Regions from separate parts of the Homo sapiens genome. Here region 1 is linked to region 2. Evidence: chromatin loops called from intact Hi-C (ENCODE). Cell type or tissue: Calu3. All regions are shown on one strand. Links, peaks and the distances in the headings refer to the core of each region. The heading gives the core; the rest is flanking DNA. Region 1 has its middle 17 kb from the start of ABCA13. Region 2 overlaps PKD1L1 (polycystin 1 like 1, transient receptor potential channel interacting).

Region 1 (15,466 bases), core at 2,578-10,577, 310 kb before region 2:
AAAAAAATATTCAATCTTTTGGTGACTGTTATCTATAATGGCTAAAATGAAAGTAAAAGAGGGTGCTGAGTCAGAACTTGAAGCTGGATCAAACTCAGATGTGGTCCATCTGAGCTCAGGATTCTAGCCTCAAAGTCAACAACAAAGGAAAATATTATGCAGGAACAACAGAAAGTACCTCTGAGACTTGTGGTTACCAAGAAAATAATCAATATGAAGGAAGGGCGAACCAACTAACTATTGAAACCAAATGGTATAGTGTGAAGGAATTGTTCCATTTTGTAGATCAGTAATATCAGCTTCCTGAGACATCTTTACTAAAATGGATTACAAGAGTGACCAATTTAGGGGCAGTATCTTTGGTTTTAAATGTTACAGAGCAGAAAAGCATACATTTGGATTGATGTGGGACCCACATCTCAACACTGAGCAACTGCAGACAGTTTTATATGATCCAGACACATAGGAGGTTATTCCTGAGGGAGCAACCAGGCAGCCTGGCAGACTAGATAAAAGACACTGTAAGTTCTGTTTACCCCAAGAAGGGGGATGCAGAATTTCTCCACAGATACAGCTCTTCCCAAGAAGGACAGCTTTTCTGCTACTCTTGTATTTCCAGTCCCTCAGAATAGCTATCTCTAAATATTTCCAAATATATATATATATATATATATATATATATATATATGAAATATTTTGGTTTCCTTCACAAGCAAAATAGTATCTAAGCCATGAGGCAGAGGTGACCAATGTCCCTTAGGATGGCACTCTCCTCACACAGTGCTGAGCCGCTGCCCAGGGCGATGCTCAGCAAGGGACTTCCTAGCCCCCTTGCACTGGGCCAAGTGGCTCACTCTTGCCACTGAAGGTGAGGGGAATACCGTTGTCACTTCCAAGTCCAGGCCCTCAGTGTCAGTCAATGTTCTCCTCTCTCCATTAGAGGCCCTAGGGGATGGCAGAACAAGATTGAAGCAGCCTGGGCCCTGGAACCCCACATGTGTCAAAACCCCCTGAGCAAAGAGCATCTGGTGGGCTCCTTGGTGAGCAGAAACAAGCAGCCCTGAGCTGAGCCAGTTGTGTGTGGGTGTTAGTGAGTTAAAGCGGCCAGTGTGGCAGAGTTCTCTAGAGAAATTCTCTTCCCTGTCTCCTCTCCTCCACCCTCCATCCTTCCCCCTGCACTTCCCTTCCCTGTCAGGGCTCCAGCCTGCATAAGTGACCCTGAGTTGCAGCAGTTCCATCTCCTGCCCTTGTTCCTCCAGCCTGGAGCCCCCATTGGCCATTTGTTACCCTAATTGCCGATTTCTGAGTCACTTCACCATTGCCTCCCTGGCTTCTTGGCTCTTCCATCACCTATAGAAGTTTTCTACATTAAAATTTATCTCTTTATAATATGCAACATTAACTTGTATTTTTCTTGTTGATCCTGTTGATACATAGTCCACCAAATGGTTCATAAAAACCAGCTTCTAGGGGAATGGCTGAGTCAGGATTTGAGGCCGGCCTGCCATGGTCATCAGGAAGGAGCATCTGCCTCTCTCTCTCTCTCTGTCTCTCTGTCTCTCTTATCTCACTAAGATGCCTCACTGATACAAGTGGCTGAAAGAGAACAGAATTTGTCCATAGAGAATCCTGGGAGCCCTGCTTTCTGTCCTTCCCTTTCTCTGTAAATAACCATCTCAACTATCCACCTCCCCTTTAGCACAGCTTAGAGGCAGGAAGGCCAGCAGGAAGAAGGCTATCACAACTGTCCAAGGAGAAGGGAATAAGGGCCTTTGGCAGGGGCTGAGACATGGAAAAAGTACAAAGGAATTAATGATGACATAATTCAAAGAAGGAGAGAAGGAGGAGAAGCCAAGGGTAGTGAAAAAGTGGAGGTGGGAGGTTTGGGGAATAGTAAGTAGCTGGATTTCCAAGGGAAGTCAGGTTCTGGCACTGGAATCATCCAGGTGGGAGTTCCAGGTCCAACCTGCAGTTAATGACCAGCGTGACCTTGGCCATCCACAGCTTTATCGTTTCAATCAGTACAACATGAAGAGAACACCATGGATGAAATGTGACTAAATACTTAATACAACCCTCATTCTCCTAATGCTACCTGCTCCCAGATTCTTCCATCCCAAGACTGACTCACTTCTTGCCATCTTCCCTGATGTCAGCCACCTGCCTCAGCAACCACCTCTTCCACAACTCTCTACTCAGTGGATGATGTGCAAAGAGGAAAGCATTAAAAGTCCATATGCAGCCATGACAATCAAAGGAGAAAGCCACGAAAGCAAGGTCATCAGTCTCTCTTCTACTATAATGCACAAAAGCGAAGGTTTGCTAGTTCAACGGTGATTAGGAAATGAGACATTTACTATGAAACCTATATCACAAGAAGAGTCCAAGAAGGGAAGGAGGGTGTTATGGACTGAATTGCCTTCCCCAAAAAATTTAATGTTGAAGCCCTAACCCCCAATGTGACTGTATTTGCATATGGAGCCTTTAGGGAAGTCAATAAAGTTAAATGAGATCATAAAGCTTAGTCTTACCTAATTTGATAAGACTGGTGTCCTTACAGGAAAAGAAGAGAGAGCAGGAGTGGACACACACAGAGGAAAGGCTATGTGAGGACATAGCTAGAAGGTGGCCAGCTATAAGTCAGGAGGAGAGGCCTCACCAGGAACCAACCTTAGTGGCACCTTGAGTTTGGGCTTCTGGCTTCCAGAACTGTGAGAAAATAGTTTTCTCTTGTTTAAGCTGCCCAGTTTGCGGTATTTTGTTATGGCAGCCCTAGCGGACTAACACAAAGGGGTTAAAAAGGGGATGTGCAACCTAAACTTGCATTTGGGTGCCTGAAGATGAGTCTTACTAAGGAATTTAAGGTTGATGCTCACACCTTACCTAGATCAGGGAATTCCTTTGACCCTGAAAGGCGCTGAGAAAACCATGGAGTTAGCAGAAAAGTCTTTATATGAAAGGATCCAGAGGATGGAACTTTTTGGAAATCATGTCTAAAGCTGAATTTCCCTCAGAGGAGAACCGGTCCCTCTATACTCACTACAGAATCACAAATTATCTGTGTAGGACAGACCGCATGCCTCATGCATCAGTCATTGTAAATCAGAATTCCATGTCTACTGGTGCTTTCTCACAAGACATCTCATATTGGTTTACAAAAGTAACATTTGGCTTTATGACTAATAACAAAACTTGCTCCCAGTCTCTGCTCTTTTTTGCCCCTCTACCACCCCCCACCTTTTCAAACTGAAGCCATTCTACTTGATTATTTGAATGGAGGTTTTATTCCTTAGAGAAGTGGATGGGTAAGAGTACATGAAGCCCCGCACAGACCAGAGAGGGAAGGAAGAAAGGAGGGCTTAATCCAGGAAAGAAAGGAATGAAGAACAAAGGCCCCTGCAGGCCAAATCTAACTTATCTCTTTCCCAGCTACACTTAAGTCTAATGCTGCTTGGATGGAATAAGTTTCAAACATAAATTGAGTTGGTCAGAGCTGAGTGGTTCCCAAAGAGCCTAGCAAACTGTCAGATGAGCATGCAATCGACTTGAATGCATGAGATGATCAAGAAACACTTGACTGATTCCTTTGAAAGGTTATGGTAATGTGGTTTCAAAGTTGTAAGTAAAATATTCCGTGTTTTCAGGTAAAATTGCCTCTTTGTCTCTGTTAAAAAGCTTTATTAAAATTAGGGGCAATAAGCAATTAGAAGTTTCATAGCTTAAAGAACTTTCATGACTCAAATGCTTCATATTTAATTGTAATTTATAAATCTTGAAAATAATCGCCTCAAAGGTAATTTAAATAACTTACTTTTTTCTGATGCTGAAATTCTCTCTTGCTAATTTCTGTAATTTCTCATTAATCTGAATTAGTTTCCCTTCTTACACTAATAAAAAAACATAATTTCAACTTCTGTCTAAAGAATGTCTCTTCAAAAGATAATAAATGGATAGGGACAAGTGGTTTTCAACTTTTAATGCTATTTAGTGTCCACTGAGCTAAGAAAATTTAAAAGAAATCCTCAAAAGTCTACTAACAATTACTTTTATCCATTGAAAGGAAAGTTGCCAACACCTAGATTTTAAGGGCATTGAGTAGAATTCTCCTTTTCATCTCTTTGAGAGAATCTGAGGTTTAAACCATGCTCCTTGCATCTTCCATTCAAGCAAAATTGTATTTCTCCAGGTGAGAATATGAAATGCAATGTCTGTTTACTCTGGTGTCAGAGCCTCTAGGTCTAATTTGAAAGCATAGGATGGCAGAATATAATGCAAAATCTAAAATTCAATTAGCAATAGGACTTATGGATTACCATTCCTTCAGTGTAAGGATGAGGGAAGAGAATTCACCCTAAAGGAGTTGTTGTCAGGCTAGGGCGGTGAGGAGCTGATGCCTCCCAAATCAACATTCTAGAATCCTGAGGACCTCAGGAAGAAAACATCGATATCCAAAGAGAGGGAACAACTTTATCAAAGCCAATGACAATGATTATATTTGTACAATGTCTTGCAATTTCCAAAATATGTTTAAATGGGCCCTCTGTGATGCTCACTAAACCAATAAAATAGGTAGGTATTACATGTTTTATTTTACAAATGCAAAAACTAAGGCTTGATATTTCACTGAGTAAACAGAGGCAGTTAGAATAAAACTTTCACAGAATCCCTCCACCAAATGGACCAGCTTGCCTCGTCTTTACTAACACCATCTGCCTTCCCTCCTGACACAATGGCTTGACTCACTTTGTCCCTACCTAAAGACAGCTCCCCCCTGCTGCACTGGCTGCATCTCGTACCCTTTGCAGGATCATCAGTTTTACACCCTTTAATGAGCACACAAACACGCTAAGATTGCTACCATACAATAAAAATCAGTTCCTCCAAGTACTGCACTGTATCTTTATTAACATCAGAATTCTTCAAAATAATTGTCAATCTTCTGTCATTGCTTCTCCACCTTTTAGCTAAGATCAAGTGTATATTGTTTCTGTCCACAACTCTTTATTCTATCCACCTTAAATCCATGGCTGTCAAGCTCTGTCCTTACCACTCCACTGACTTTTCTTCTGTGATCTCCATGCTCCATGTTTCCACATATAAGAGCCGGACCAAAGCTAACCTCTTCCTGCGTGACCCCAGCAGTGGTGTTTGGCACAGTACTTCATTCTTCCTCACCATTTTATCTTACCTCCCCTCCCACCTCTCTGGCCCAACCTTCTCAGTCTCTATCATTTCCTCCTCCTCTTTCCATCCTCTGAACTTCAGAGTGTCCTGGACTCAGCGTTTGCCAGTTTCTCCTCTCACCCACACCTCAGCCAAGCTCATGGCTTTAAATACCATACCACTCATGCACTCACTGCTCCCAAATTTGTACACAGGTCTGATCTCTCCCCTTACCAACATTCACGATGTTGGATGGTCCTGAGCAATCCGCCACATCTCCCTGTCTCACTGCTGAACTCTACTGAAATGCCCACATTTAAATTTGGGCTCCTGTCTCTAGGGCCACAGGCCCTTTGTTGCTATGACCTCTCATCCTGACCATGAGACCTCTCTCCCCCTTTTCTCAGAGACATAGAGAACCCTCAGCTGTTCTTTGACATCCCTGGTACCAAGAGTAACTCCGTGGGACTATCTCTGCCTCAATGACCCCCTGTCATCTCTATTCTACCACTCTCATGCCATGAGAGCACAGATTCCCTGGAAGGCTTTTACCGCCCAGGTCTTCAGGTGGAAGTGGAGCACTAGCCTCCTCTACACTCAGGTCCCAAGTGCTATTTGGGGCTGTGTTGTCTCCACCTTGGAGATAACATGGTAGGGGAGAAGAGATGGGTACAGGGTCCCTCTTAAAACTATTTCCATTCAGTTTTTCCTAATAGTCTCATCCATTTGTATTTTAGACAAATTTATCTAGACTCCTAGAGAGTAAATTTTTTAAAATTTGATAAATATTCTTCCAAATTATCCTGCCTTATATCTGGACCATGACCTTTTTACTTCAAAGCCAAGATTTAAGGTTCTGTTTCCAGTTAGGATGGATTAAGACCATCCCACCCTATCTCCCACTTACTGCAACTAATATGTCTTAAAATAGTATAGAAAAAAGTTATTGAAGAATGTTGAAAAGTAAATAGAAGCAGAGAGACTGCACAGAGAAATCAAACTCAGCAAATAACCCAGATGGCAGTAAATTTTTTTCCCTTTTTCTTAAAATTTGGTTCCTCTCATATTGCCTTACATAGAGTTTGGGGCAACCGAAATCCTGGAATTGTGACATATGGAAAAGGCTCCAAGGGAGAGAAAAAATAAAAACACACACTCTTACACTCACCAGAGAACCTACAAAAGAGTCCCTGCAGTATGGAGCTCTGTCGCGTCTCCCAACCCTAGTTCCGGTGAACACCCATAACAAATCTGGACTCCTGCAGTGGTGGCAGTGGTGATAGCAGCCCCGCAGCCTCCATGACTTGCTGCTTTGCCCTGAAGTGCACGCTGTCATAGGAAGCATGCAACAGCACAGAAACGCTAAAGTACCAGCTTCCTAACTAGGGCACCAGGAAAGAGTGACCCTAAGAATTGCTATGTGTGAGGAACATCACAGAGTAGAAGGAGCTAAAGACGAGAGCCTTTAGATCAATGTGTAAAGTCCTGAGATCATCCGTGAGCTATGGAATGGACAAGAATCAACATAGCAAAGACTTTGAGAACTAAACTACAACATTGAACACTCTCCAGGACCCAGACTGGCCCCTAGGTGGCACACATGTAAAGCAGACAAAATAGCACTGCAACAGCTTTGAAATTAAATTAACATTGAATGCACAGCCTAAAGAAAATGGGTCAAGACTTGCAGAGCAAAGCCAACTAAGTTAACTGCCTGTTAAAATAAAGCAAAACAGGCTGGGCACTGTGGCTCACACCTGTAATCTCAGCACTTTGGGAGGCCAAGGCAGGTGGATTGCTTGAGCTCAGGAGTTTGAGGCCAGCCTAGGAAACATGATGAAACCCCATCTTTACAAAAGCAAAAGCAAAACAAAACAAAACAAAAAAATAGCAAGGTGTGGTGGCACACACCTGAAGTTCCAGCTACTTGGGGGCCACTGAGGTGGATCAACTGATGCCAGGAGGTCAAGGCTGCAGTGAGCAGAGATAGCACCACTGCACTCCAGCCTGGGCTACAGAGTGAGACCCTGTCTCAAAAAAAAAAAAAAAAAAAATCAACATTCCCCCAGAAGATTTTATTAGGACCCAAAATCTTGTAACATAATATTCAAAATATCCAAGAGAGAATCCACAATTATCCAACATACATAAGAGCCAGGAAAACCTTTTTTAAAATTCTCAGAGGAAAAGGCAATTAACAGATGGCAATCCCAAGATAACAGAGATGTTGAAATTATTAGATAAATATTTTAAAGCAATTATAACCATGCTCCATTAGGTGACAGCAAACACTCTTGAAACAATTACACTAATTCCTGGCAAAGAATTAGTGGCTATAAAAAAAGAACCAAATGGAAAATTACGGAAATGAAATATAAAATAACAGAAATAAAAAATTCCCTGGAGAGGCTCAATAACTGAATGTATATGAAAATTAAAGAATCGGGAAGCTAGAAGATAGAGCAATAAAAATCATCTAATATGAACAACAGAGGGAAAAAGATGATTGAGAAAAAAAAGCATAGCCTGAGGAATGTATGAAACCATACCAAAGACTCTAACATTCTGATCAATGATGAGCCTGAAGAAGAGGAGAAAGATATTAGCACAGAAAAAAAAAAAAAAAAACAATAAAGAATACAGTGATGCAAAACAAAAAGAATAATTCATGAAAGAAAAAATTATAATTTGAATTTTTCAAATTCAAACATGAAGAGACATATCAGTGAAGAAGATACACATTAGCAAATAAGACCATGAAAAGATGTCCAACATCACTAGCCATCAGGGAAATACAAATTAAAATCAAGCTGGGATATCACTACACAAGTCTTAAAACAACTAAAATAAAAATTAATGTAAATACCAAACGGTAGCAAGGATGCAGTTAAATTAGATATCTCATACATTGCTGGTGAGATGACTAAATGGTATGCCCACTCCAGAAATAGTTTGGTAGTTGCTTTAAAAATTGAGCATACAGGCCAGGTACAGTGGCTCACGTCTGTAATCCCAGCACTTTGGGTGGATTACCTGAGGTCAGGAGTTCAAGACCAGCCTGACCAACATAGTAAAACCCTGTCTCTACTAAAAATACAAAAATTAGCTGGGTGTGGTGGCACGTGCTTGTAGTCCCAACTACTCAGGAGGCTGAGGCAGGAGAATCACTTGAACCTGGGAGGCAAAGGTTGCAGTGAGCTGAGAGTGCACTGCACTCCAGCTTGGGCAACAGAGTCTCAAAAAAAAAAAAAATTGAACATACAGGCCAGGAGTGATGGCTCACACCTATAATCCCAGCACTTTGGGAGGCCAAGGTGGGCAGATCGCTTAAGCTCAGGAGTTTGAGACCAGCCTGGACAACATGGCAAAATCCTGTCTCTAAAAAAAAAAAAAAAAAATTAACTGAGTGTGGTGGCAGATGCCTGTGGTCCCAGCTACTCAGGAGGCTGAAGTGGGAGGATTGCTTGAGCCCAAGAAGTTGAGGCTGCAGCGAGCTGAGATCACACCACAGCACTCAAACCTGGGCAACAGAATGAGATGTTGTCTCAAAAATAATAATAATAAAAATGAAAACTGAACATACCCTTACCATATAATCCAGCAATCATATTCGTGAGCACTTATTTAAACAATGAAAACATGTTCACACAAGATCCTGTACATGAATGTTCACAGAAACTTTATTAGTAATAGTGCAAAACTGGAAACAACCAAAATTTCCTTCAATAGGTGAATGATTAAGCAACCTGTCTCCATACCAATGAAAATGAATGGATGGCCGGACACAGTGGATCACGCCTGTAATCCCAGCACTTTGGGAGGCCAACATGGCCAGATCACCTGAGATCAGGAGTTCAAGACCTGCCTGGCCAACATATTGAAATCCTGCTTCTATTAAAAATACAAAAATTAGCCAGGCATGGTGGGCGCCTATAATCCCAGCTGCTTGAGAGGCTAAGGCAAGAGATTCACTTGATCCCAGGAGACGGAGGTTGCAGTGAGCCGAGATCATACCACTGCACTCCAGTCTGGGCAAGAGAGTGAGACTCTGTCTCCAAAAAAAATAAAAAATAAAAATAAAGGAAATGAACAGACTATTGATACATGCAACCTAGATGAATCTCAAGGATATTACTGAATGAAAAATGTCAATCTCAAAAAGTCACATACTATATAATTCCATTTATATGACAGTCTTAAAATGACAAGAGTATTAAGACGAAGCACATATTAGTGGTTGCCAGGGATTAGGAATGGGGGTGTTGCACATGACTAAAAAGGGCTAGCGTAAGGGAGATGTTTGAGGTGATAGAATAGTTCTGTATCCTGATTGCAGTTAGATGAATCTGCATGTGTGATAAAAGCGCACAGAACTGTACATGCACATTGTGCTAATGTCAGTTTTCTGATTTTGGTATTATGCTACAGTTACATATGATATAACCACTGGGAGAAACTGCAGGAAAGTTACATGGGATCCCTCCATATCATCTTTGCAACTTCCTGTGTCTATACTTAGTTCAAAATAAAAAGTTTTTTTAAAAGGGTCATAGAACAGTAAATCCAAAAAAGTGAACTGTATGTTAAAAAAAAAAAATTACAAAAACAAGACTTGCAGGCAGAGCTTCAGTCTTCTCCTGTTCTGGTGACCAGTTCTCACACACATGGAACTCACAGAGAAGAATTGAATATCCAGATTAAAAATCAAAACTCAACTGATCTGTCAAAGTAGTATCCACCTCTTTCCATAGAACTGGTACAGGAGTTCCCACGTGACTCCATGTTTGCCAAAAAACACATAGGAAGAGGTGTTCAACTGCAGCTTCACTGAAAGTTTTCCTAACTGTTGAGAAGAGAACACCAGACGAGATGTCTTTGTTTTGGATGTGACATCTGTAACAGCCATGGCCATTCACCAAGCACAAAAACAAAGTCAATCCACAAAGGAAGGCAGAGTGAGGAGAACCACAGAGAAGTGGGATTGGGGCCCGGTCCAACACCACACTGATTCTGAATCCACTCTCCATCTGGACCCCTTGTAATGTGACATAATTAACTTCTTAATTGTGAAGTCAGTCAAAGTTGGGATGGTTACCTGGAGATGAAGCCATCCTACATGAGATGGTAAGAACCTTCATTAACAGAGAACTCGCTGGATTTTCCTTGGTTTTGGAAGTTGTTCCCAAACACAAGTGGGTATCAGAATCACTTGCAGGTGATTAAACCATAGATTACTCAGTTCCATCCACAGACTTTCTAATTTCTTAGGTCTGAGGACCAAGGATTGCATTTTTAAGAAGTTCTCAAGTAATATTTACATTGTTCTTTCAGAGCTACACATGGAGAATCACTGTTTTGGACTAATTGCTTCAACTCTTTCCTGTTAATTCGAGCTCCCCTGCAGGGCAGTGAAATTGCTTGGCAGGAACACACCTGAATCCCATGTGATTCAAGGTAACTCAATCCCAAAGGCAAAAAGCATAAGGGAGTCATTTACTTTCCACAGTAATTACCCCCACCCCAGGGACAACATCCTCTATGCCATATGATAAATAATTCTTACATGAATAAAATTATCACTAAGCAAGCCATTCAGATTGTGATTATTTGGAGATTAGCAAGAATAGGATTCATTTTGTGTGACATTAAATAAAAATATCTTGCAGCTAAATCCTGAGAATGACTTGCTCACACCCATTTGGCAAACTGTTATCAAATAGATTCCTATGTTCTGAACACTCTACTAAGCACTGGTTACAAAGGTAAGTTGTCCTCTCTCCTTAAACTCACAATTTAATAAAGGGAAGATTTCAATATTTACGCTATGATGAGGTTTTCTCTAATAGTGGAGAACACAGGGTACTGCCAGACCACAGAGAAAGGAGGTACCCATCTTCACAGAACTCAAGGGAGCCCTGTGTGGGCTTCCATTTGTCAAACAGTCTACAAATAATTTTTATTCAATGATTTTCCTTGATCTTCACAATGACCCTGCAAGGCCGATACGGGCATGAACATTTTTCTCATTTCAGGAAACCTGAGGTAAACTGAGGCTCTGGAAACAGAGCTCACTTACTATTAAAGAGCAGGCAATGATGCAAACTCTGGACTCTGACATGACCCTCTCTCTCCCTTATCCCCAGCCCCTTTGCAGGACATCCCTGTCAACTCCAGTGGTTCTCAGACAGTCTGATCTTTTAAGGATTGCTAAGGATCAAAGGATTGATGATTTCAGCAAACAGCTAGATAATAGGCAGGACTGGCCCATTAGTCATAAAAGATCTGCTTTAGAAAATCTGAGAAATGTGGCTGGGCATGGTGGCTCATGCCTGTAATCCCAGAACTTTGGGAGGCAGACACAGGTAGATCACTTCAGGCCAGGAGTTCGAGACCAGCCTGGCCATCATGGCAAAACCCCGTCTCTACTAAAAATACAAAAATTAGCTGGGTGTGGCGTCACCCACCTCTAATCCCAGCTACAGATGGGAGAATCACTTGAACCCAGGAGGCAGAAGTTGCAGTGAGTGGAGATCACACCACTACACTCCAGCCTGAATGACACAGTGAGACTCTGTCTCATAAAAAGAAAAAGAAAAGAAAAACTGTGAAATGAATAAACTATGGTGGTGCTGTCTTGAGGGTAACTACAGATCAAATCTCTGACTTGAGGGTGGATTTCTGCTCGTATGACATGGAAAGCTGATAACTACCTTTTGAAACAATAGAATTGGTTTTGCTTCAATGGTGGTTGTTTAAAACACGCTTTTTTCTTCATTTTCTCATTTGTTTAAAGAAAATTAAGACCCATTAAGGTGGTACTCTTTCCATTATTAATCTGTATCACTTTAGAGTTTACACAATTTGTTTAGTGACCTTTTCCTTCACTTCTCAATAACCAGCTGGTACTTTTTCTTAATATTCTATTTCATATTCTGGCTCTATAGTATATTTTAATTTAAATATATTAATTAGATACAAAGTGAATTCTTTTGGCTTTTCATATTATGAAATGAGAAAAATCCTTCCAGTTTTGCAAAATTTTTGCTAGACTGAATGCTATTGAAGTTTTCAGCAATTGCTTAAAGTTTAGAGACATTTTACAGATATAACTTTTTAATTATTAAAATTTTTTAAGTTACAGGTTTAAATGTCAGAAAAATATATTATGATCCATTTTTTTTAAAAAAAAGGGAAGGGAGGGAGGAAAGGAGAAAGGGAAAAGGAAAGGAAGGAAAGGATGAGTAGTAGGGAAGAGGAGGGGAGGGGAAGGGAGAGAGAGGAAAGAAGAATGCATGGAGGGAGAGAGGGAAGGAAGGAGGGAAGGAAGGAAGAAAGGAAGGGAGGACTGAAGGAAGGAAGGAAGAAAAGGAATGAAGGAAGGAAGAAAAGGAAAAGGAAGAAAAGGAAGGAAGGGTGAAAGCCATCACAAACAGGGGGAAGGATTACAGGATTGAGGAGGCAAGCAGTTACATAATGCACACTCTGAGGACTTGTAAAAGTAACATCTAGCACTTCAATGCTTTACATTGCCAAGGGTGTTTCAAAACAAAAAGAAAACTGGGAAACAAAAGGGGGAACACACTCCTCTGAAACTGGGCTATGGTATAGACCAAATGGTCTACCCATACTCCCAATCAAATTATAGTAATCTTTCTTAATTTATATGCAAGATTTAACTCTTTGAAGCCCCAATCATTTGATTGCTTGGGGCAAACAATATAATAGGAAACTCGGTCCAACTGTGGCTCATAAGAAGTACAAGTGCTGCCGCATTGTAACCCTGGGTCCCCAGTTTTGGGGTAGCACTGTGAAAAACTACCCACTTGTAACTATTGCACCTTGAATTCCATGAAGAAGCCCAGCACCTGAAAAACAAAAAACAGTTGGATCCAGAGATGCTAGATTTGGAAATGAACTTCAGTGAACTCCCCTCATTACCATACTAAAATCCTCACCCAGGGAGGAGCTTACTCAACTTTTCCTATACATGCGATGTGTGTAGTAGCATGATTAGCAACTGCACCTGCACTGACTTGACTTTACCTCTACATACAATGACTCAGCTCACCAGCCCAGTAAAAGCCCTGTTTCCACCATCGCTCAGGGAAGCACTGCTTTAGGAACTATGCCTGGTGTCCTCCTTACTTGTTACAAATAACAAAACCCCTGTTAAATCCTCCTTGGTTGTGGTCATTGTGACACAGGAGTTAAAAAGAAATTATTTAGGCAGATAGTGAGGGTAAGAATCCTTGGTAAGGTATTCCTTTTAATAAAAAGTAGCCCCCAATTTTTTTTTTTTTTTTTGGACAAGTTCTTTCTCTGTCACTCAGGCTGGAGTGCAGTGGCATGATCTTGACTCGCTGCAACCTCCACCTCCCGGGTTTGAGGGATTCTCATGCCTCAGCCTCCAGAGTAGCTGGGATTACAGACGCATGCCACCACACCCAGCTAATTATTTTGTATTTTTAGTAGAGACAGGGTTTCACCAGTTTGGCCAGGCTGGTCACGAACCCCTGACCTCAAGTTATCCACCCACCTCAGCCTTGGTGAGCCACCAAGCCCGGCCAAATCATTTCTTTTTTTAACAAAGAGCAGCCTGTAAAATCGAGCTGCAAACATAGATAAGCAAGCTGGGAGCTTGCACAGGTGAATGTCAGCAGCTGTGCCAATAGGAAAAGGCTACCTGGGGGCTAGGCATGTTCAACATGGTGGCTCCATCTTCTGTGGGAAAGAGAGTTTCTAGGGTGCCAGATGAGTTGGTCTCCCCTGTGTGAGACACCCAGGGGGAGCCATGGGCGGCCTCTGAGGAGAAAAGTCTCCTTATTGCCTTCATGTCTTTATGCCCGAGAGCATAACAGCTCCGCGGCATTCCACAGGTTGCTCAGGGAGATAACACTCCCTTGAAGCAGTGGAGTATAATCAAACATCTTGGCTCCTCCTGAAACCCACTCCCACCCATTTCAGTCCAGATAACTTAAAGATCTTAGTAGTTTAGACACATGCCTTTGCTCAGGAAATTCACAGAAACCACCACTGCTCTACATCTTATTGAATGACTCAAGAGTTCTCCTTCACTGATTAATCCTTTTCCTCATCCCTTCCTCCCCCTCCCATCTGCCCTAAGAACAAAGAGCTTGTAAACCAATAAATTAGGTGGAGCCCGAGAACTCTGGGCCATGAGCAAGCCTCTGACACTCAGGTCTCCTGAACCTGCCTTTTAAACTCTTATTCTGTCTCTTTCTAACTCCTTTGCCTCCGCTGGACTCAGGGTACCCACCGGGTGGTGTGGGGCTGGTTTTCCCAACATCTTCTCTTTTCTTTGTCAACCATGTGTGCAGTAAGGAGCAGACAACAGGGCGCTGGCCAGGTAGAGAACCCAGCTGCATAATAAAAGATTAGGGTGGGGTGGTCATCTTCTTTGCATGCTATGTAAATGGCACACCTGGTCCAACCAATCTTTTGGCCCCATGTTAATCAGACACTTCCTACTCAAGCCAGTCTATAAGACCCCATGCACTATGCAGTGGTCCAGAAAACCCACTCAGGAGCTCCTCTCTTTCTGCAAGAAAGAGAGCAATTCTCTTTTCTTTTTCTTTTGTCTATTAAACCTCCACTCTTAAACTCACTTTTTGTATGTTCACGTCCTTGATTTCCCTCCTGTGAGACAACGAACCTCTGGTATTTACCCCAGACATCAATGCCACTTCAAGTGAACTGTCACCCACCAAGCAATTGAACCCACCCTTTGTGTGAGTAAAAATCCCTGCCCAAAACATAATCCGTGGAAACCTTTACACAGTTATCAAGGTTGTTTTCCTTAAAGGCTGATTGGAGGTGTCAGGCCTCTGAGCCCAAGCCAAGCCATCGCATCCCCTGTGACTTGCACGTATATGCCCAGATGGCCTGAAGTAACTGAAGAATCACAAAAGAAGTGAATATGCCCTGTCCCACCTTAACTGATGACATTCCACCACAAAAGAAGTGTAAATGGCCAGTCCTTGCCTTAAGTGATGACATTATCTTGTGAAAGTCCTTTTCCTGGCTCATCCTGGCTCAAAAAGCACCCTCACTGAGCACCTTGCCACCCCCACTCCTGCCCACCAGAGAACAAACCCCCTTTGACTGTAATTTTCCTTTACCTACACAAATCCTATAAAACTGCCCCACCCTTATCTCCCTTTGCTGACTCTCTTTTCGGACTCAGCCCGCCTGCACCCAGGTGAAATAAACAGCCATGTTGCTCACACAAAGCCTGTTTGGTGGTCTCTTCACATGGACACGCATGAAAGGAGGTATGGCAACT
Region 2 (15,466 bases), core at 3,655-11,654:
AGGTGGGCATCTCAACTAGATTAAAGGGTTCTCGTGAGCAAGGCTGTATCTTACACAGGCGCTGTCCACACAGCCCTTAGCACGCAGTTTAATCTCTGCTTATTGGCCTGACTCTCATTCTGCCAAATGAGCTAAGCATTCGATGTCTAAAAGTGGCTGTCTGCTTAGAGTTTGGATTTTAATTTAATTCTTTAAGTCACATGCAGAAAAGGTAAATCAGTTCTGAGGAATTTCTGAGTCTAACTACTAAGACTACTACTTAGTCTAGTTTTGTGCTTGCTATCTTTTATCTGCAAACAGGTTACGGTAAAGAGTTAACACAAACATGCAAACATACGTGTGGGTGCTGCAGTGCCCCTCCCTAACCACGTGTAGCCAGTGCTGTTTGTCTTATTCCTACAGACTGTGCTGGCCATTCTTGTACTTGTTTGCTACTGAAGTGTTTGTTTGGTTTTTGGTGTTTTTTTTTTTTTTTTTTGGTTTGTTTGTTTGTTTGTTTTTGAGACAGAGTTTCATTCTTGTTGCCCAGGTTGGAGTGCAATGGTGTGATCTCCGCTCACTGCAACCTCTGCCTCCCGGGTTCAAGTGATTCTCCTGCCTCAGCCTCCCGAGTAGTTGGGATTACAAGTGCGCATCACCACGCCCAGCTGATTTTGTATTTTTAAGTAGAGATGGGGTTTCACCATGTTGGTCAGGCTGGTCTCAAACTCCCAACCTCAGGTGGTCCGCCCATCTCGGCCTCCCAAAGTGCTGGGATTACAGGTGTGAGCCACCGTGCCTGGCCAAAGTGTTTGTTTTTAATGAGATGCAGGGTGAAAGTGTTATGTAGGAGTTTTTACTAAGAGACCAGGTGGTGTTGTGGAATTAAGCACATTGACCCTTTTTAGTCCCAGGCTACCTCCTTGCAGTGACAAGGATGTTTTGCACAAATTGAGTAAACTCTTGATAGAAATTTGACTAAAACCTTTGAGAGAGAAGAAAAAAATGAGAAATCCCTATTTTGTTTTTATCTCCTAGATTCTCTGAGAAACCTACTCCCTCTGATTTTCTTGTGAAGCAGATCTACTTCTGGGATGAGTCAATTGTGCAGATTTATATACCTGCTGCTTCTCAGAAAGGTCAGTGAACAGGGCGCCTTATTTTCCCTTTCTGTTTACATGATTAAAACATCCCCTATAACCTTTGTATGTATAGTGGTGTTTTTCTTTATTCATGACAAAAACATCAGAATCCTTTCTCTGCTTGCTTATAAACAAACTGCTCCACTATAGATCCCACACATGGAAACTGCCCCATGATGAGCGCCATCCTTGTGATGCAGTGGCTGGTGCTGCTCACTGCCCTACCCATCTCTTCCCAGGTGGTCTCTGGCGCCTCCTCCTGATCCTTAGGGCTCTGCTTGTGCTCAGGCTAAGTCTTTGCCTGAAGCACCCTCCTGCCTTGCTTCCCTCAAACTAACCTCTGCTGAGCTTCCCTGACCTCAGAGTTGACCCAGGACTTCTGAGACGTCTCTGTGTCTCACGTATCAATAGGGCACAGGACCCCCTCTGAAGCAGTGTGGGGGCAGAGTGTGAAGTTTGGGGCTCACCCCTTCTCCGTGGTCTGCCCCTGGTGGCTTAGGATTCTGAGCCTCAGTAACCCCTTCCCCAAAAAAGCAAGAAACTGGAGCTCAGTGGGCTGAAGTGGCACCCACAGGCAACTCACCAGACACGCGCCTTACACTGACTTCCACAGGCCCTGGCCCTGGAGAGGAGCTGGCTTCTGACTGTCAGTGAGTGCGCCAGACCCATTGTCTCTACATGTTTACTGGGATATAGTTATTTTCTTCTGAGAACCAGTATTTGTTTCTTTTAAAAATGAATCAAACTGTATTGCTCATCAAATTCAAATTCTCAATGGTATTTTTTAATGTTGCATTTCATGTGTTCTTTTTCACAGTTTTTATTGTAATTTCAAGCTGATAGAAAATTAGAAAAATACGCACAACATATACCCATATCCTTTTCCTTGAGATTCACCATTTGTTGATTTCTGCCACATTTGCCTTATCTGCATGTGTACAGGTGTGCACATGTGGGTGGGGGATGTTTTTGAGGGAGAGGACAAGCCGTTAGAGAGAAAGTTGCAGGCCCCATGACATACCACCCCTGAATACTTAAACATCTCATGAAAACAAGGGCATTCCCTACAAAACTCAGTACATTATCATAAGGAAAAGAAATCAACATTAATTCAAGAATATCTATTCTGTTATCCACATTTAAATTTTTAAAATCCCCCCAAATGCCTTCTATAGCTCTTTATATTTTTTAATCAGAAGTAGGTCAAAGTTCATGAATGCATTTTGTTGCTGTGTTTTTATATAGTCCCTTTAAAAATCTACAACACCCTCCCAATTTTTGCCTTTTTTTCAGACTTTTTTTTATGAGCTTAGGTTAGTTATTTTCTGCATGTTGTACATTCAGGAAATTGCCTGACTGTTTCCTCATGATTAAATTCAGTTCACAGATGATTGGCAGCATATTCCATAGGCGATGGTGCTAAGTTTGGTAATTTGCTTGGGGAAAGAACCTCCAATCTCTCCATTTTCCCCTTTGTGAGATGATACTTTTGAGACCACCTTAGTATCTTCTTGCCTTACAAACTGTCACCCCATGATTTTAAGGATCCATGGGTGATATAGGTACATAGAAGGCTACAAAACGGTGATTTGCTAATTCCACCATGAATTAGCTGGCATTCTTCAGTAAAGAAGAGCTTCAGTCTCTCTCTGTCTTACTCTTGCTCTCTTGTCTCTATGGTGCATGGTGTTTCTTAAAAATTCAATGTGTTAAAAAAAAAATTCAATGTGTTTAGTTCACCTCCATTATTTTACTTTTTGATGCACAAATTATTCCAGTGGGAGCTCCTCCAAGATGCTTCCTGAGGTTTTCTTGACATGACATCACAATCCTCAAGTGCTTCTTTACTTTCTGGGACACCAGCGTGTCCTGGCTTATCCTGTGTTTGGCCAGCCCTTCCTTGGAACCGGCCATGTCCTCAATGAGGCTTGGCTCATTGATGGGAAATGACATTAGAACACAAGAACTGCGCATCACATTTGCTCATTGCTATTGGGGCGTCACTGATTTAACGTCTGTGTGTGTGTGTGTATGTGTGTGTAAAATGAGTTAATCACAATGCCTTAATTCAAATCCAACACCCAGGGTTCCTTATTACTTTCTCCCATTGTGTGTTCAGATCCCCATTCTCCTACAGTGAGAATTCCAGTTGCCAAAATATGAGAACTTGAGAGCCAGTTTCCAAAGAGCAAAATTCACTTTGCTCTATCCTACAGTATACACCAAATCGTTTTAGAATTAAAGCACCTGTACCCCTAACAATCACAAACCTACCAGATAAAGTTCAATATTTCTTTCTAGATTTTTTGTTTAGTTTTGACTTTACATTCTTACATGATATATTACAGTAAGAGCACATAGTCAAAAGTTAGTTGAATTAATTATTTTCTCTGTGGGTTTTTGCTATACGTTTTATATACAGCTAGGTTCACTTTTTTGCATGTACTTAATGCTAAGCCTTACTTTTATCCTTTTTTTTTTTTTTTTTTTTGAGACAGAGTCTTGCTCTTGTTGCCCAGGCTGGAGTGCAATGGTGTGATCTCGGCTCACTGCAACCTCTGCCTCCTGGGTTCAAGCGATTCTCCTGCCTCAGCCTTGTGGGTAGCTGAGATTACAGGCATGCACCACCAGACCCAGCTAATTTTTGTATTTTTAGTAGGGACAGGGTTTCACCATGTTGGTCAGGCTGGCCTTGAACTCCTGACCTCGGGTCATCCATCCTCCTTGGCGTCCCAAAGTGCTGGGATTACAGGCGTGAGCCACGGCGCCCGTCCCCATTTTTTAACATTAATTTATGTTTTGAATTTGTGAGACATTTTTATTGTTCAGATGTCTAAAGCACATTTAAAGATGTATGTATTCAGAGCTAAATCTTTCAACAGCCTTATTCTTATACCTTGTTATCACCTAGTCCTTATAGGTAATTGTTTTCATTTGTTTCCTTTATTTTATTTTATTTCAGTAGTTTTTGGGGAACAGGTGGTTTTTGGTTACATGAATAAGTTCCTTAGTGGTGATTTGTGAGATTTTGGTGCACCCATCACCCGAGCAGTATACCCTGCACCCTATGTGTAGTCTTTTATCTCTCACCCCCTCATCCTTACCCCTAAGTCCCCAAAGTCCTATTATGTCATTCTTATGCCTTTTCATCCTGATAGCTTATCTCCCACTTATAAGTGAGAACATAAAATATTTGGTTTTCCATTCCTGAGTTACTTCACTTAGAATAATGGTCTCCAACTCCATCCAGGTTGCTGCAAATGCCATTATTTTGTTCCTTCTTATGGCTGAGTAGTATTCCATGGTGCATACATACCATATTTTCTTTATCCACTCGTAGGTTGATGGGCATTTAGGTTGGTTCTGTTGTACTAGTTTACATTCCCACAGGCAGTGTAAAAGTATTCCCTTTTCACCACATACACAACCAAAATCTATTATTTTTTGACTTTTAAAAATTATGGCCATTTTTGCAGGAGTAAGATGGTATCTCATTGTGGTTTTAATTTGCATTTCCCTATTACTTAGTGGTGTTGAGTATTTTTTAGCCATTTACATATCTTCTTTTGAGAATTGTCTGTTCAGGTCCTTGCCCACTTTTTGATGGGGTTATTTGTTTTTTCTTGCGATTTGTTTGAGTTCCTTATGAATTCTGGATACCAGTCCTTTGTCAGATGCATAGTTTGCAAATTTTTTCTCCTACTCTGTTGCTTGTCTGCTTACTCTGCTGATTATTTCTTTTGCTTTGAAGGAGCTTTTTGGTTTAACTAGGTCCTATCTATTTATTTTTGTTTTCATTGCATTTGCTTTTGGGTCTTGGTCATGAATTATTTGCCTAAGCCAATGTCTAGAAGAGTTTTTCTGATGTTATCTTTTAGAATTTTTACAGCTTCAAGTCTTAGATTTAAGTCTTTGATCCAGCTCGAGTTGATTTTTTACATAAAATGAGAGATGAGGATCCAGTTTTATTCTTCTACACGTGGCTAGCCAATTATCCCAGCACCATTTGTTGAATAGGGTGTCCTTTCCTCACTTTATGTTTTTGTTTGCTTTGTCAAAAATCAATTGGCTTTAGGTATTTGGCCTTATTTTTGGGTTCTGCATTCTGTTCCATTGGTCTACATGCCTATTTCTATGCCAGTAGCATGCTGTGTTGGTAACTATAGCCTCGTTGTATAGTTTGAAGTCTGGTAATGTGATGCCTCCAGATTTGTTCCTTTTGCTTAGTATTGCTTTGGCTATGTGATTCCATATGAATTTTAGGATTGTTTTGTCTAGTTCTGTGAAGAACAATGATTATAATTTTTTTTTTCTTTTGAGACTGGAGTTTCACTCTTGTTGCCCAGGCTGGAGTCCAATGGCACGATCTTGGCTCACCACAACCTTCACCTCCTGGGTTCAAGTGATTCTCCTGCCTCAGCCTCCTGAGTAGCTGGGATTACAGGCATGCGCCACCACACCCGGCTAATTTTGTATTTTTAGTAGAGACAGAGTTTCTCCATGTTGGTCAGGCTGGTCTCGAACTCCCGACCTCAGGTGGTCCACCTCAGCCTCCCAAAGTGCTGGGATTACAGGCGTGAGCCACTGCGCCCAGCCTCGATGATTATAATTTTATGGGAATTGTTTTCCTGATGTTTCTTTTTGGGAAAATAAGCCCATGCATACCCACATTATTTCCCCTTATTTCTTACACTCATTTGCATTGTGCTTTTCTTACTTAAATTACATATTTAGAAATCACTCCGTATGTATTTATTCATCGATATCTTTTTTTTTTAACTGCTATGTGCTTCTCCATTGTATAGATGGACCGTAGTTTATTCAGCCAGTCTCCTATGTATTCACATGGAAGACTTGTGCATATACTGTATTACATGTAGGGGGAGGAGTGTATCTTCAAGTTTAATTCCTAGATAGGCTGTTCCTGGGTCGGATGGTAAATGCCTATGTGGTTTTGGTAAGTATTGTCACGTTTACCTCCAGCAGTGTCTGAAGCTGCCTGTTTTCCCACGTCTTTGCCAAAAGGATGTATTTTCAAGCTATTGAGTTTTGCCAGTCTTATAATTGAGAAATGTTCATTTTAATATGCATTTTATATGAATTAAGTTGGGTATTTTTTCATATATTTAAAGCCATTATCCACTTTTTTTCTGTGAATTGTTCATATATGCCCACTTTTGTATTGAGTTTGTTTTTTCTTGATGTTTAAGAGCTCTTTATATGTTAGGGCTATTTTTAAAATAGTAATTTATCCACCATTTCTTGTAAGACTCTTAGATTTTGAACCATCGTTCAAAATTTATTTCTTATGTCCAGATTATAAAAGAAGTCATTCATGTGTTCCTCAGTACTTGTGCAGTTTGTTTTTGTTTTTTCTTTCATATTTAGATATCTGATTTGCTAATGTTTATTATTATTTTTTATAGCATGAGGTGCCCATATTTTTACAAAGGGCTAATGTCTAGTTGTCCCAACACCACTTATTAAAAAGTCTTGGGCAATTTTTAAATAAGTAGAATGTTAAATACTTCTGCTTCTAAATATAAAAAGTAGGCTAAACATAAAAAAAAAATGATAGGCTAAAACTCCATGGGTCATTGTGCTGTCCTTACCAGAATGGGTTTAGACCCTGGGTATACTGAAATTTCGCAGGCTGGCTGACAAACTGGCGAGGAGCAGGAAGTGGGCTTGAATGGCAGCTAAAGAAACTGACTCAACCCTCTTCCATCCCCACTAAGGTCAGGGGGTGTGGCCTGTTCAGGGTGTCAGGGGGCACTTGGAACATACGGGATGCTAGAAACACTGTTTTTCTTCCCAATTCTCTACCATTCCTCAATTCGTATCTGCATCCAGGAGCTTTGACTGGGTGGATTTAATCCAAATTTAAATGCTTCGGGGACAGGAAATGGCTAGAATTTGATGCTGTCTTTCAGTTCTTGCTCATCTGTAGTCCTTGTCCCCACCTATCTGCCTACTCTGTCTGCGTTTGAAATGGAGAATGCCTTTCTGCAAACCTCAGGTTGTACTTTTTATTTATGTTTTCTCTTTTTAGATGCCAGTGTAGGCTATTTATCCTTATTGGATGCTGACTATGACAGAAAACCTCCAAACAGATATTTAGCTAAGGCAGTGAACTATACAGTACATTTCCAGTGGATCCGATGCCTGTTTTGGGACAAGAGAGAGTGGAAATCTGAACGTTTCTCTCCACAACCAGGGACTTCTCCTGAAAAAGTGAACTGCAGGTATAGACACATTTGAGAAAGAATCTGAGATTTTTAGTAAATGACTGCCTTGTCTTCTGCATTTGGCCCAACCCCTAGAGCCTTTCCTGAACCTTGTCCATAAGAAGCTGGAGCTCTCTTGGTTTGTACAACTCTCCAGCCTGTGTCAGTTCTCTCATAGCCAGTTCGTGTGTCAGCCTTGGTTCTCCCACTCTATGGGCTCCCAAGGAGCAAGGGCTGCTTTATAGACTGTCCTCGTATTCCTCCTTCCCGTACCGACTGTCATGGAGGAGGTGTTTAGTAAGTGTCTGTTGAAGACATGAGTCGGTGGATGAGTGATAGATGAACCTGTCAGTTTTCTTATCATAGAAGTGCTGACATCCTTTGAGTACGCAGTTTGTAGTCAGGCAGGTGGGACCCTCAGCTCTCACCATGCCCCCATGTTGCCCTGAGAGTCCCTCATCTTCAGAGGACCCTCCACAGCCTGGTGGTGAAGGTGTGCTTTCTGAGGCAAGAAAAGTCTCTGCGCAAACATGAACAGCCTCCTCAGGAATTTCTGGGCATATGAGTCATGTCACTAAATTAGAAATTGTTTGTCATCTAGCTGACAGACTAACAATTCTATAAGAGGCTCAGATCATTCTTTTTTGTTGCCCTTACCTTTTCATTAGGATAAACAATTATTAGTCATATTTAGAAGCAGAAATAGTCATTTCCTTTTAAAAAACAAATAAGCCATAAGACATTATATTTTGTGATTTCCTGCTAGGAGGCAAATATATCCAGATCATACCGTAGCAGTGCAATTCATAGCCATTTATTGATTTTCTTATGTTACACTCTTAAATTTTTCTAATGCCATTGCTAGGAGCACATCCAAACTTACTGGTAATGGCCCAATATTTTGCTTCCATATTAAATTATTGATAAATGCATTAATGCAATCATTCATTCTCCATTACGTAACTACTCTCTGCTAGGCACTTTTTTATGAGCCAAGGGTACAAAAATGAATAACAGGCCAGGCGTGGTGGCTCATGCCTGTAATCTCAGCTCTTTGGGAGGCTGAGACAGGTGGATCACTTGAGGTTAGGAGTTTGAGACCAGCCTGGCCAACATAGCGAAACCCCATCTCTACTAAAAATACAAAATTAGATGGGCACACACCTGCAATCCCAGTTACTTGGGAGGCTGAGGCACAAGAATCGCTTGAACCTGGGAGGCAGAGGTTGCAGTGAGCTGAAATCACGCCACTGCATTCCAGCCTGGGCAGCAGAACAAGACTCCATCTCAAAAACAAACAAACAAAAAATTTAAAATAAATCAATAACACCTAGGACCTGCTCACAAGATAATGAGGGTGAGATAGACTTTATTTTTAAAAAAGGAGACAGTGTTTACAGTGATTGTCAGGGTAGGATATTTGTAATGCCAGGAACTGGTGCTTAGGCAGAGGAGTTGGCCAGAGCTTGACCAGCAGCACAGCTAGGCTGTGACTGGGACCCGAGAGCCTCAGGCTGCAGCCATGCTGTGGAGGGCTGTCATGAAGACCGCCATATGCTGTGGAGTCTTGCATCTCAGGACAGCCTCCATGGGAGCCATGTGCCCCAACACGCAGATGTGAAGAACTCTGGCACATCAGAAGTGTCCCTCATTTCTAACTTAGGTGTCAGGTGAATCTTTTAAACTGGGTCTTAGTCATAAAGTTATCATTATTGCACTCTTTCTTCCTTTTCTCATTCCTTTAACCAACATGCCATTACACTGTCAACAGCTGCTCTCTCCACACATTCTGTATCCTCATCCGCATTTCCCTCCTAGCTACCATCGCCTCGCGGCATTCGCTCTCCTAAGGAGAAAGCTGAAGGCCAGTTTTGAAGTGAGTGACATTTCCAAGCTACAGAGGTAAGTTCCATTTCCTACATAAAGACTTCATAGACTTTATTTGTTTTACTGTTCACTCAGGATGCCCACATATAATTCCGGGGGTGCTTGAAATCCATGTTACTTACTATCATTGCATTTTTGAAATGTGCATATTAGTAGATAATTATCTTTAAATATTATATAGTTGAATATATACTTATATATCTTGTCTCTCTATACTTGAATTCACTGATGAGAGATTTGTAAACACAAGAAAGTCAACATACTTTTCATACTTTTAAGTTTAGTTTTAGTTCAGTGTGAATTTGGTCAATTATTATTGATAGGGTTGATATCTACAGTGACAATAATACCTAAAGAGCCTGTCCTGGTTTATGTTTATTGTCACAGCCTAATTATTAATAGCTCCCTCTTTCTCTCTCTGGAGTATCCCATTTTAGATAATAGATTTAAAATGTACACTATTTTTATAGCCACTTTTATATGAAATGGTTATATTTAGACTCTGAGATATGAGTAAAGTGAATGTAAGCTGATATGGACAGGAACCTTCCCTGTCTTATTCATCAGTGTCACCCTACATTTAATACAATGCTTAGAGTAAATATTTGCTGAATGAATATCTAGGGCAGAGTCTGCATTTTCTGGGGTGTTGAGTGTTAAATTTTTTTCTCCTTATATTCATATAGTAAGAAACTCTACCTTACTTTATTATTTCATCAATCGTATTACTTTATAGACTAGTTGGTGGACCAGATAATTAGTAAATAAGATATGAATTGCTAATGCAACAGATGTTGGGTGCAGAACAGGTCACTGGCCATTCAGTGATCAGGGCTCAGAAGACAGCAGCCTCAACCATGGTGTCTGCGGCATTGATACCACTGGGGCTGGGGCAAACCATGGGGGAAGCAGCCCTGGAAGATGTCCAGAGAGAGGCAACACCTGAAGTTCTACAGGGGCTATCTGGCCAGAATCCGAAAGGTTTCAGAGTATTGTCCAGGTGGAAGGATGTGAGCACCCTGCAGAGCTCGTGGGGCAGAGCTCTGAACAGGCTCTATCTTGGTGGGAAAAAAGAGGGCAGGTGAGAAACCAAGAGCAGAGCCCAATCCTCAGATTAAATCAAAGAGCAGAATGCTAGGGGATGGGGCGGGCAACATCCCCGTGTGACATAGACCCTGGTGCCCACCCTCTGAGATCCCATCACAAATCTGTAAGACTCCAGTTAGGTTAGAGTCCCTGCACAGCAGCTTGATATGAATGTCATTCTACGGAACTGTGGGCATTCAGTGATCTCACCCCAGCCAGTGTTGGTGCCTGGGAACAGGTAGGTAGAGGCTACAGGTAGGGAACAAGCAGCACCATCCACAGGGGCGGTGGGAGGCACAGGCAGGGTCTCCAAAACATTGCCAATGCCTCCTAGCCTTGTTCTGCTAGCAGGAGAGGGAGAGAGGGAGGAACATAATGGCACCTGCATGTTTCAAGAATTTTGTATATTTGTATTGCTTAATCTTTACAATAGCAGCGAGACTGGCATTCTTAGCCATAGTTCACAATGAAAGTTCCTCAGACCCAGCATGGCACAGCCACCTAGCACAGAGGCTGGTCCATTACAAGGTTTCTTTGGTTCTGGAGTCCATGCTTGTGGGGTGCTGCTCACTGGACCACAGGCCAGCTCCCTGCCTTCAAAGCCCTTCTAACTCAGCTTCCAGCAAGTGTAAAAATGTATCAGTGAAGCCCAGCAGGGACTTTTGTGTGTAAGGGGCTAGGGGTGGCAATCAGTCTTTTCCTATATGTCTATTTTCATGAGCAATTTTCTTTATATCTCTCCTTTTGTTTATAGCCACCCAGAAAACTTGCTTCCCAGTATTTTTATTATGGGTTCTGTGATTCTTTATGGATTTTTGGTCGCTAAAAGTAGACAAGTAGATCATCATGAAAAAAAGAAAGCTGGTTACATCTTTCTGCAAGAAGCTTCCCTGCCGGGCCATCAGCTATATGCGGTCGTCATTGACACTGGCTTCCGAGCTCCGGCCAGGTTGACCTCAAAGGTAGCTCGAGCATCTGGGGGTACTCTTTGATGGTGTCTAAGCAGTGTCAACATCAGAAGTGAGGATTTGGTGATTTGGCTGCCCCGTCTGTCACCTGTCACAGCAGCCTCATCTCATTGCTGAGGCAAAGCTTGCCCGCCCTTTCCACTGCCCTCCCTTGGCCTGCACATCTGTCAGGGTGAAGAGCAGACCCCTTCACCTTCTGCAGCTGCTCCAATCCCTTCTCCTTCTGTCTCCACTGTGGAAAGCAGCCCGGGGAGATATGTTCTGTCTCTGAGTGGATCTTTGAGACTCTGAGAATGAGTTGTACTCTTCTGAGCTTGGGGCTGAAGACAACAGTCCCAGAGAAGCTGGTGGAGGATGAAGATGGGGTGGGAAGAAGGATGCGGTGGAGGAGGAGGAAATAGTCTAGCACTGGGCCCAGTGGAGCAGGGGTGCCGCGGTGAGCTGTGGAGGTGAGGTCTGCAGGGGCAGAAATTGAGCCCGGCAGAGCCATGTGCAATTCGAAGTGCGTGTGACACAAATCCCTCAGAGAGGGAGACTCCCTCTGCCCTTGGAACTCACGCTTCCATTTCCCGAGGGAACCATGGTTACTTTATGGAAGCAATAGGATTGGGGTGTGGATGAGAAAGAGTTAGATGGGAGGATGAATAAGATGGGGTGCCACAGTGCAGTAGGATAGATGGGGACACAACACATTTTTAAAGCTTATGTGGTCCTTACTCACCATAAGCCCTTCGTCTACCAACTGTATATTTAAATTGTCTTTCAGATAAACATACATGTATATATTCACAAGCAATGCATACACATAGGAATGTTCTTAACCTAACAAAGGAAGATTTAGTGGTGAAGCTTTAGATGATTTCTAAGGGATGTCTGCTGTCAGCACTGCTATTTATCATTGTACTAGAAATCCTGGTTAAAAACAATAAAGCAAGAAATAAAACAGGAATATAAGTTTCCAAAAGGGAGAAAGAGATGGTTCTTCGTACAGGATGAGGTTGTCTACATAGCAAATGAAGAAGCATCTTCACTCTAATGATTAGCACTAATAACATTAAAGAAACTTGCTGAATTTGTGATTAAGAAAAAATCATCAAAATAATCTCTATAAAACAGCAATAACTATTTATAACATGGAGTTGAAAACAAGAACCTCTTTGTCACAGTAAAAAATGGTGGGGTGCCTAGAAGTGAATTCATCAAACCCCACATACAAGACCATCATGAAGGAACTATCCCTGATATGCATAAGAGATCCAAATAAAGAGCTATGTTCATGGATGAGAAAGCCGATTTTCCTTTGTCATTTCTCCCAAATTAATCTATAACATTAATAATAATAGTGTGAATGAAATTCTATTAATATACCCCCTTTACAAATGAAAACCTAAGGCATAATGAGGTTAAATCCAATTAAATCTATTCATAATTCCAGGACAGTGTTTTGTGGAACTTGGAAAACTGATCCTAAAATTCAGGTAGAAAAGAATACAAGAGAATTACAAGACCAGTCATGCCAACTCTCAAGAGAAGAACAAGGCAGGGGCCTCCCAACTCGATATCCAGGCTTATTTTGAAACTGTAGCACCTGAGATCGTGTCATGACCTCGGGAGAGGTACTGAGGAGGGATTTCTAGGGAAGACTAGAGGTCTTACAAACCACAGGAAAGGGTGCACTGTTTCAAAAAATATTTTGGAACAATAGCTGCCCTTGTAGAAAAAGGTACTATTAAATCTTTACATCATACACACAAAAAATGAACTCCAGAACATTAGAGACAGAAAGGTGAAAACACAAAGTTTAGAAACTAGTCAAAGAAAATATACACTTTCGAGTAAGGAAGGATTTCAGAAACAGAAATATCTTTCTTAAATGAAAATTTGATAAGTGACATTACATCAGAATTGTTCATTTCTGTGTGACAGAAGATACCAGTGAGAACGACAAGCCCAGCCAGATTGTCATGTGCCTCCCCAGGGTGTGCCCACAGGTGCATGGGTACCCTACTCTGCGTCCAGGCTCCTCTGGCATCTCCCTGCCAAACCACAGGGAGGAAAATGGTGTGCCCACCGTGGTGTTCTCCCGCCCTCATGAGAAAACAAATGCCCTCCCGAATCCTAGTTGGGATCTGGCTTTTCTAGATCAAATAGGTGAGGAAATGGCCAATTCTACCAGGCTCCACTTCGAGGCTCTCCTCTGGCTCTCCAGGGAAGCCTGGGACTGGACGTGCCCACTCATCCCCTGGCTCTAGGCTGTGGCACTCCACCGTGCAGATGGTTTTGAGGAAGGGTGGGACGCTGGGAGAAAGTGCGAGGAAGCCCTGCCCAGCATTGCATGGTGTCTGCTGTGAAATAGCCTGAGTTCCCACCCCTGTTCTTTGTTTTGAGGTGTACATTGTTTTATGTGGCGACAATGGACTGTCAGAAACCAAGGAGCTCTCCTGTCCAGAGAAGCCCCTGTTTGAAAGGAATTCCAGACACACCTTTATCCTGAGGTATTCCAAAATATTTCACTGCTAGATTTGGGAAAGAGAGGCCAATCAGAATTGGTGTAACCTTATCACAAATACAAAACAGTAGAATACATAACATTGGTCTCTAATAGTGAGCATCGATTTATATACAAACAATTTTATGATGTATTTTTAGTTTATTATTCTGAGTAGATTAAACAATAGGTTTATGCGAGGCAAGGAAGGAAGGAGGGTGGGGAAAGAAGACTTACTGATTTTACATACTAGTAAAGTTCATAATCAGTGTTTTCTATGACACTAAACCTTCTGACCTTAATTAGGTTTGTCCCCAGTTTGTGACACATGGTGTCACAAAGATGGTGGGGTTGGAGAAAGAGTGAATTTAACAAGATAGGATGCAAGCACCTGGCGTCTTAGAAAATATGAAAGGACTGAGCTAAATTATTTTTTCTCCTGGTAAATTTCATGTATGATATTTATAGGTTTGGAGTATTATGTCTTCATTAAGAGAGAAAAGGTTAACTTTAGACTAATCCACACCAGAGACAAATACATGAACGAGATTTGTGTAACTTTGGTTTGGGAAAGCTGGTGGATATTGAAGGCCTGAGTGCAGGGTCACTGTGCTCGGTGGGATTTCCCATCCTCTGGCCGGGTTCCAGGGGGCTTCACATGTCACTCTGCATGTCAGTCACCTTTGACATGTCCCATCCACCCTCTGTGGGCCATCAGTGCCTTGAGGGTGAGCATTGGGGCTGATGGGATGCCAGGACCACACTGTCACCCACCCGGCTGAGATGCTGCTGTGTGTGCCTCCAGCGCTCCTGCCCAACTGGGCCTGCTGAGGAAGATCCGCCTCTGGCACGACAGCCGTGGGCCTTCCCCAGGCTGGTTCATCAGCCACGTGATGGTGAAGGAGCTGCACACGGGACAGGGCTGGTTCTTCCCTGCCCAGTGCTGGCTGTCTGCCGGCAGGCATGATGGTCGCGTGGAGCGGGAGCTCACCTGTCTGCAAGGGGGACTCGGCTTCCGGAAGGTAGGCTCCCTCCAGGTGGCCTCTCGTGGCGCACCTGGCTGACCGGCAGAGCATGGCACCTGTCTCTGCTTCGCTTGCCACAGTTGTGTCTTTGAACTCTTCTAAAGTGTATTCCTCTTTTCTTAGTTAATTACCACGATATCAAAATATTAAATGATACATTCATTGAGTGGCCATCCAAGCATGGATTAATTACCCTTCACAATTATTAATTATTGTAGTAATGCTTCTCTGTAATTGTAATAGCATTGCTGGAATTTATGGTTGCTGGTGGTCTGTGATGTCCAGAGCCCTGTAATTAAAGACTTTTCAGTGCCCTATGTGTGTCCCAAACAACCTAGATAACTATCAATAGAGTAATTACAGATGTGGTATAGATGTGGTCAGGTCCAGGATGGCAGGAGATAGCCAGAGTGACAGAATAACAGATAACCTCACAAACTAACCATGGAAGTCGTGATTTTTGCATGTCCTTTCCGTCTTTCCCTATATACAAACACATTTCATACAATTGTGATGATAATGTCATGCATTTTGCACTTTCTTTCTTTTTTTTTTTTTTTTTTTTTGAGATGGAGTCTCACTCTACTGCCAGGCTGGAGTGCAGTGGCACGATCTCGACTCACTGCAACCTCTGCCTCCCGGGTTCAAGTGATTCTCCTGCCTC

The links. A loop is a pair of places that touch in the nucleus more often than their neighbours do. Peaks named below come from ENCODE experiments on the same cell type or tissue, not always from the same donor. Only the 100,000 strongest peaks of a DNase experiment are listed, where the experiment ranks them.
Region 1: a loop joins it to region 2, with 6 times the contacts of the local background. A loop is called at or near these places in 2 of 110 quality-filtered maps.

What each region holds. Positions count from the first base shown.
Region 1 is chr7:48,146,257-48,161,722 of GRCh38, reverse strand. No RefSeq gene overlaps it. Among named protein-coding and RNA genes, the nearest start is that of ABCA13, 17 kb to the left of the region's middle. RefSeq lists an enhancer at 14,471-15,111. In Calu3, for the core only: CTCF peaks have their summits at 6,546 and 6,751 (motif pointing right); a DNase peak (open chromatin) is centred at 6,752.
Region 2 is chr7:47,838,779-47,854,244 of GRCh38, reverse strand. PKD1L1 (polycystin 1 like 1, transient receptor potential channel interacting) reads left to right here. Exons shown (of 57, transcript NM_138295.5): 31 at 1,018-1,118; 32 at 7,174-7,366; 33 at 9,167-9,250; 34 at 11,076-11,283; 35 at 13,678-13,784; 36 at 14,583-14,799. Among named protein-coding and RNA genes, the nearest start is that of PKD1L1-AS1, 51 kb to the right of the region's middle. In Calu3, for the core only: no CTCF peak of the experiment used is centred there; a DNase peak (open chromatin) is centred at 7,854.